Regions from separate parts of the Homo sapiens genome. Here region 2 is linked to region 1. Evidence: chromatin loops called from intact Hi-C (ENCODE). Cell type or tissue: PC-3. All regions are shown on one strand.

Evidence for each region. A loop is a pair of places that touch in the nucleus more often than their neighbours do. Peaks named below come from ENCODE experiments on the same cell type or tissue, not always from the same donor. Only the 100,000 strongest peaks of a DNase experiment are listed, where the experiment ranks them.
Region 2: a loop joins it to region 1, with 6 times the contacts of the local background. A loop is called at or near these places in 2 of 110 quality-filtered maps.

What each region holds. Positions count from the first base shown.
Region 1 is chr14:26,839,882-26,843,881 of GRCh38, reverse strand. LOC124903296 (a long non-coding RNA gene) reads left to right here. Exons shown (of 5, transcript XR_007064093.1): 2 at 1,174-1,317; 3 at 1,779-2,015. Among named protein-coding and RNA genes, the nearest start is that of LINC02294, 20 kb to the right of the region's middle. RefSeq lists enhancers at 1,605-1,899, 1,271-2,470. In PC-3, no CTCF peak of the experiment used is centred here; a DNase peak (open chromatin) is centred at 1,791; H3K4me3 peaks cover 1,383 bases; H3K27ac peaks cover 2,712 bases.
Region 2 is chr14:26,774,415-26,778,414 of GRCh38, reverse strand. All of the region lies in intron 3 of NOVA1-DT (NOVA1 divergent transcript), which reads right to left. LINC02294 (long intergenic non-protein coding RNA 2294) reads left to right here. Exons shown (of 4, transcript NR_110033.1): 4 at 2,716-2,920. Among named protein-coding and RNA genes, the nearest start is that of LINC02293, 33 kb to the left of the region's middle. In PC-3, no CTCF peak of the experiment used is centred here; DNase peaks (open chromatin) are centred at 1,994 and 2,314; H3K4me3 peaks cover 1,513 bases; H3K27ac peaks cover 2,888 bases.

The DNA.
Region 1 (4,000 bases):
CTGCCTTGGAGCGGAGACTCCTACCTAAATAACATGAGAGTTAATCAGCATTTTGTATGTGGTATGTAGAAAAAAATTGTCAATTTTTTATTGCAGTATAGATATCAAAGTAATGTTTCCATTACTGATTGGCTTCAGACAGTGAATATGTTCCATCGCAATGTAGTCACCACAGCTATTTATTTCATTTAATACTATTTTTTATTTTGAAGTAAAAGAACATACCTTATGAGGGGCCGGGCGCGGTGGCTCACGCCTGTAATCCCAGCACTTTGGGAGGCCGAGGCGGGCGGATCACGAGGTCAGGAGATCCAGACCATCCTGGCTAACACGGTGAAACCCCCGTCTCTACTAAAAACACAAAAAATTAGCTGGGCGTCGTGTCGGGCGCCTGCAGTCCCAGCTACTCGGGAGGCTGACGCAGGAGAATGGCGTCAACCCAGGAGGCGGAGCTTGCAGTGAGCCGAGATCGCGCCACTGCACTCCAGCCTGGGCGACAGAGCGAGACTCCGTCTCAAAAAAAAAAAAAAAAAAACTAACATACCTTATGAGATACCATAACAAAATATCATTTTAATATTCATCCTTCTCAGTTTTTTTCCTTTCAAGTTATAGGTCTAAGGAGAACTTCCTTGGGAAGCAACCAAGAATTGTCTTGAGACAATAACATTCCAGAATTAGGTTTTGGGAGAGAGTGTCAAAATCTCATTCTAATGGTAGGTAGTTATGAGAGAATTGTTTATGTCATCCTACAAATATACAGTGAGCATAGATTATATTCTAGACAATATTATATTGTTTTGTCATATGCACAGATGACTAAGGCTGGCTTCTAGACTTCAAGAGATGATAATATAGTTGGCTTTGTCCTAGAACCATTAGAATTGCCCTGCCTTCTTTTTAGTCCATCGTTATATGTACAGATAATATATCTGGCAAATTATGAGACACAGGAGCAGATATTTTCCATTGAATTTCCCTGATGTAAGTATCAAAGTATTAATATGAGCTTGAAAAAGTCATATTGCAAAATTGCAAGTGAATTATTTCTAGGAAATTCACACCTGCAAAAAGGATACTTACTGTCCAAGTGGTAGCTCTTTAGTAAACTCTACACATTTGATTTCTTAGAGTTATTTATTAATCCAAATCCACTTTCTTACCAACCCCCAGGCTGAACAATTTTATCTGGGAAGAGATGTGGCCAACTTTCTAGGGCTGACTTTGATCCAGTAGAACATGTCTTTTACAAGCATTTACTTTACCAACTGGGAGCTCAGTACCCTCCCCTGTGAAAAACACCCAGGCAAGTCCAAGGTAAAATTTCAGCTCTCACCTGCTAGGACAAAAAAGGTAGAGATGGTCAACATAATCAGGCCAATCCAGCAATTTCTAGAGCAAGATATCCACTCTTTGAACTTCTATGTGTTTCAACATCCCCAGGACTCCCATTGTTCAGACTGCCTGTGTGTGGGGTGGTAGGGGTGGAGGGACTGCCTGGCTCATTTAAGCACATGTTGACCAGACATCTATACAGAGCAGAATTGTTCTTACATCAGAAACAAAAACTTTAGTAATTCTAGTTTAAACGCGATTGAGCCGAATCAGAGATGCAGTTTATTCTCTCCTAATTTTTCTCTATTTATAGCCTCACTTAGTGACAGGTCTGTTGCACAGGAGTGGCCTCTTACTCAACACATCTGCTCCCCATGTGCTGCTGAGTCACACATACTTTTTTCATTACCAAAAGTAACAAATATTTATTTTCTCCTTGGCAGTCCCACAGAGTTGTTGCAACAGAGGGAAAAACAAGTGGGATTCCATTCAGCTTGGCTCCTAAAAAGATCCTTATTGGTGCTTGTGCCTGTACTACTAAGAGAGTTGTGGAAACCTTGGAATGTGCCCAGAGTAGAGCAATGGAAATGATTGGGAAAGAGGATCTATGAGAAAAGGCTCAAAGAATTGATATGGGTGTAGAAATAAAATTGTGTGGAATTACAGATAAACTATTTCAGGTAAAAAAACAAAAAAATTAGAGAATAGCCTACAGCTGAGTTTCCTCTAAAGCAAATTTTATAAACCTGAGACAGGCTTCAAGGAACTTTTGAACCCCTCTTTCAAATATTATATCTACATCAATCTTTAATTTTTGTATGAGCCTCAGATGTAATCATGCAATATTATCTTAAGGTAATGGCATAAATTATGTTTTTCTCACGATGATGTCAGAGGGCAGAGGTGAAAAACTGGGATTTTCCACTCTTTGTGATTTTCTATTAGTAATTCTTTAAATTGCAAATTGCAGCTTTGGACTTACACATCAAACCACGTCTGACCTAGAGGACAAGGAGTGAAAATGAATAGGCTAGCCCACATCGTTTCTCTGAATCAATTTTATAATTGAACTGCACTTTAAACCTTATCTTTAGTCTTCTCACAAGTCTTATAAATGAATGTCACCCTGATTTGATTGACTGATCTTCGTTTCACACCCTTCATAAAGTAGCCCAAAATAGCTGCTGGAAAACATTACAAACCTGCTGAGTTTTAGCAGTCGTCAACTTTATATTGTCAGAATTTCTTGTGGGTGAGTTATAATTAGGTTTATTTATTAACTATAAAAGCTCCTGAAAGAAAATATCACAAATCATGCCATAGCCATCTCATCTTGTCACTGCTTCTCTCTTAGGAAAGACAACATCTTATCCACTGTCATTAAGGATCATTGCTTAGAAAGAAATTTTAGGAACTAAAAAGATTGACTTCATACTGTGACAGTGAATTTGCCTTTTCTTTAAACTGGCTTATTTGCTATCTTAATTGCATATGTGTGAAATCACAAACATTCACAGGATAGGCTCTACAAAGGCATATTTGCTAGTATAATGATCGCTTTCCTTATATAATCTGGTAATGGACTTAGCATCATTACACACATTTTGAAAGAAAAAAAAAAATCCTTCTATCAAGGTGGCCTAAATCAAAAAGAATGTTAGCTGACTTGAACATCAGCTGCTGCTTCGTGACCTTGATTGCGTTTAGATCACCTACATTCCCCCTGCTTCAGAAGAACCCACATTATGCTAATGACCCTACTTCCCAAAATATCTAACCCTCTCACATCTAGTTAAGCTAGTGCTGTTCCAAAAACATAGATCACCCAAATGCTCAGGTGCTTACAGAAAATTCACCCTTTCTAATAAGTCATTTTGGCTTGCCACTGCAAGTGTTCATGCATAAAACATACAAGCTGAACTCAAGAATTTCTGTAAAAATATGTGCCCCAGAATATTTTTCATGACTTAAAAATCATGTATTTTAAATTGTACACCCAATGTAATGTGGGAGTATAGCATTTTTAAGATATATTTAAATACTTTAAAGAATTATTTTTCTACCTGTGGCTTAGCTAATGCAATCTGTGTTACTTACCTTTCCAAAAGCTATTAAATAAAAACGTAAAATTTATTTCACTTTTACATATAAAACTCAACTTTCTGCTCAACTGTAAACTCTCTGTGGGGATAGGAAATACAATCCCAAAATCTAATCTGTTTTTTAGTCTTAAAAATCATCTGACAGCTCTCCAAATGCAAAGTACACACACATTTTGAAAGTTAACCTTCAGGAAGTATAAATAGAACAGAGAAGCATCTTCCTGTCTCATTGTGTGTTCAAATGACATAAATTGATTCAAAATCTATTAAGATTAATCTTTCAAAACTAATACTCTGTGGTTCGAAGGTTACTGAGATAGTTTCCCTTCATACCTTGACATGTTTTATCATATCTCAAAAGTGTCTTAAGGGCTCACATATTATCTGATGTTTATCTAGGTTATTGGCCCATTCCATTCATAGGCAACCCAAGCTATTTCTTGTCAGACAGAAACTGATAAAACTTCAATAGTATTCAAGAACCTTTTCCAGCAAAGTAAATATCCCATTGACATGCAGTAGCATTAAAAAAAGAAAGAAAAAAAAACTGGTGGTCCAATGTA
Region 2 (4,000 bases), 65 kb after region 1:
CTGGGTATATACCCAAAGGATTATAAATCATTCTACTATAAAGATACATCCACACGTATGTTTATTGCAGCACTGTTCACAATAGCAAAGACTTCGAACCAACCCAAATGCCCATCAATGATAGACTGGATAAAGAAAATGTGGCATATATACACCATGGAATACTGTGTAGCCACAAAAAAGGATGAGTTCATGTCCTTTGAAGGGATATGGATGAAGCTGGAAACCATCGTTCTCAGCAAACTAACACAGGAACAGAAAACTAAACACTGCATGTTCTCACTCATAAGTGGGAGTTGAACAATGAGAACACATGCACACAGTGAGGGGAACATCACACACTGGGGCCTGTTGAGGGGTGGGGGGTTATTGGAGGAATAGCATTAGGATAAATACCTAATGTAGATGATGGGTTGATGGGTGCAGCAAACCACCATGGCACATGTATATCTATGTAACAAACCTGCACATTCTGCATATGTATCTCAGAACTTAAAGTATAATTAAAAATAATAGAATAAAATAAGATAAATAAAGATTGTTAGCCATTAACAAATGACTCTTTAAGAAACAACACACATTTTGATTAGGAGCAAGGAAATGTGGCGAAGATTGTAAAAATTCCCATCAGATTTTAACATTAATACATTGGTCAGGCTAAGAGTTAAATCAATGAAGGATGAGTGATGAGAAAACTTCAAGTATACCAAGAGAATCTGGGCTAAAGTACAGAACCATAACAAAGAAGATCTGCCAAAGAAAAGGAAAGAAAAAAAATCACAGAATGGTACCCTCAATTTCACTGGTCATCTGCTAGAATATTTGTTTTAAGATCTTGATTTCTGGGTTTAAAAGATCACCAAGGCTGGGCATGGTGGCTCACACCTGTAATCCCAGAACACTGAGAGTCCAAGGTGAGCAGGTCACTTGAGCTCAGGAGTTCAAGACCAGCTTGGGAAATAGGGCAAAACCCCATCTCTACAACAAATACAAAAATTAGCGAGGTGTGGTGGTGCGTGCCTGCAGTCCCAGCTACTTGAGAGGCTGAGGCAGGAGAATTGCTGGAGCCCAGGAGGTCGAGGTTACAGTGAGCCATGTTCGTGCCACTGCACTCCAGCCTGGGCAACAGAGTGAGACCTCCATGTCTAAGGAAAAAAAAATCATCAATTTTCTTCTCACTCTAATACATCATGGTAATAATGACCTGAATTATGTTTCTGTTAAGGCCATCTTTTAACAGGAAGATAAACGAGAAAAGAATAACTTCACATTAACACAACGGTACTTATAAAATTTAAAAAGTGATTATTATCAAGCTTCCTATTTCCTTTATAGATACAAGAAGAAATACAATTCAATTTGGAGTTGACAAGAAATTGTAAAAAAGCAATCGCTTATTTTGAACATGGACTCTGTAAACATATTTGAGCTGCTGAATACTTCACATGTATAGCTCTGCCAGATTTTAGTGGTCTTTAGTCTCAGTTTGGCACCTCTAAAGTTCACACAAACTGTTTCAAAAGGGAATTTGCAAAACAAAGAAAGATCAAAGTACATTTAAATATGTGGATGAGGCTGAAGTATCTGTCAGTGGAAAAGATCTCCAAGATAGAAACTGTGATCTTTAAAAGACAGTTTCTGTTCATCAGCAGAACCCCAAAAAAAATCGTTTTGTTCCAGAAGATGAAACCAAGGCATTTTACAGTTAGATTTGGACGATGGGCTTCCTAATTAATTCATGACTTCTAGCTCTGTATGGTAACATTTCTAATCCATTTCTTGAAGAAGAATAACACCACACAATGAAAAGTTGAATTTATTAAGAGGCCAACATTAGGAATGGGCAGAGACTTAGAATTCATGTAATAAAACTATCTCATGTTACAGGCATGGAAAGGAAGGCGTAGGGAGGGAAAGTGACTTGCCAAAAAGATGACACAACCTTTCCTCTAAAAGGAGGAAAGAGACTCCTCATCTCCATACCCCCTGCCAAGTCCCCCTTCCCCTAATATTAAAGCACAACAAAGAGCAATTGAATGTGAGTGAATGATCTACCATACGTCATACTTGAGTTTTGGCAGCATTTCACTACTTTTTGAAACCATAGTGATCTGAGTTACTAAAGATTGACACTACTATTTCGGTGAAGTTTATTGTTCACATGAAACCATTACAAAGTATAGTAAGAGACAGAACAAATTTGATTTTGAAGTTGACTTTTTGTGCTTAGAGCATGTGATGAGGGAAAATGTTCTGACAGTTCAAGCTTACTCAAGCTTAATGACAGATCTAAATTGGAGCTTGGAGATAAAAGAAATTCTTTAGTGATGCCTCAGTTGTCATTGATTGCTATGAGCAATTTTAAAGCTATTCAAGATGAGAATTGCCAGCTTGGTTCTGAAAGGGGAGAAAGTGGTACATAAGATTAGAGGCTGGTACAAATGCTATCTTGGTTTAAAAAGAGAGAGGACAGTTTAGTATCACACGCATAGGTGATAATCGTGACTACATATAGACATTTATCAGCAGGAAATGACTCAATGAATGTTTAGGGTAGTGTAAGCACCAGCTGTTCTGAGGAAGATGAAAATGAAAAGCAGCTTCACTTATAAGGATCACCAGCAGCAACATGGCTGGGGAGGGAGGGGGAAGAAAGTGGTTGCTAAAGCTGAGAGCTAATAAAAAATAATAATAAACTATCTTCATAAATTACAGGATATCGTCCTTCTGCCTGCTGAAAATCATGGAATTAAAAAGATATAGAGTCCATTCTGAGAAATTCAATTTCATCAAATGGAAAGTGAAAGCATCTCCAATTCTATATATACACTGAAGCCTTCATGCCCCATTTACACTACTTGTATCGAATCCCGTAATAGGTTTCTGCCTATTGAGTCCAAATAAATGGTGGTTATCAAAATGTTCTATTTTTAACTGATCTTTTAAGTTGCTTTCTCTTTAGTATTTTTCCTGATAAAATATCCTAATTCCTTAAGGCTGTTAATTAATTGATGTGCTTTCCCCTAAATAATAGTATAGTTCATTTAAAGGTAGGAGCCAGAAACAGAAACATTCAGCAATCTTTAAGATGTTTTTTTTTTTTTTTTTTTTTTTTTGACAAAAAGAGTTCTATCTACAGGTAAGATAGAGGGCCCCGGAAAATAATATAGCCCCAGCGGAGATTTTTCCACTGGAGCACACATCTCTTACCTGTTTGTTATCCTCTAAATATACTGTGCATATTCACACTCAGTGCCTTTTTAAAAAATGAAGCTGTTCGTCTACATAAAAATGGCTTTTCCAAGACTATTCACCTAGTGTATATAACTCATTCTCTAATTCTTAACTCCAACGTCACTTTAGTGACCGGAAATCACATGTCAGAGAGAAATAAATATTCTGCCTTTGTATTTCCATAGCACACACCTCCAACATAGCAGTATCACATACAATTAATTTGTATGTCCATTTCCTTCACTACAAGAAGTGCCCTATAGAATATTATTTGTCCTGTATCTGTCACAGGAGTTAATGTATTTTCTAGGACATAGCAAGTACTACAGAATGTTTGTTGAATAAATGAATAAAAGTGGACTTTATCAATAGGATTGTATATTTCTTTGCTTTCAATGGGAATTACAATAAAAAGTAAAATCCATCTACAGACAACCTTGCTGGTGAATTTTTATTTCACATATATCACAGGAATGTATATTTTACCTTAATATGTCCTATGCAAATATTTCATTATGTCTATTTTCCGCCTATTTATTGTTAACAAAGAAATTGCACAGGAATTTATGAGTGTGTTTGTATTATGAGATAAATAACATTTCTTCCTTTGTTTTGCAGCAAAATAGAAGAACTCACCAAAAATGGTATTTTCTGTTGACCTAGACTAGGACTGATAAACATAGAAATGGAAAAATGATTTTATGGAAATGACAGAATCCACCTCCTTTCAGAATCATACGTGGGTTAGGGAGGAGAGGAAGTGAAT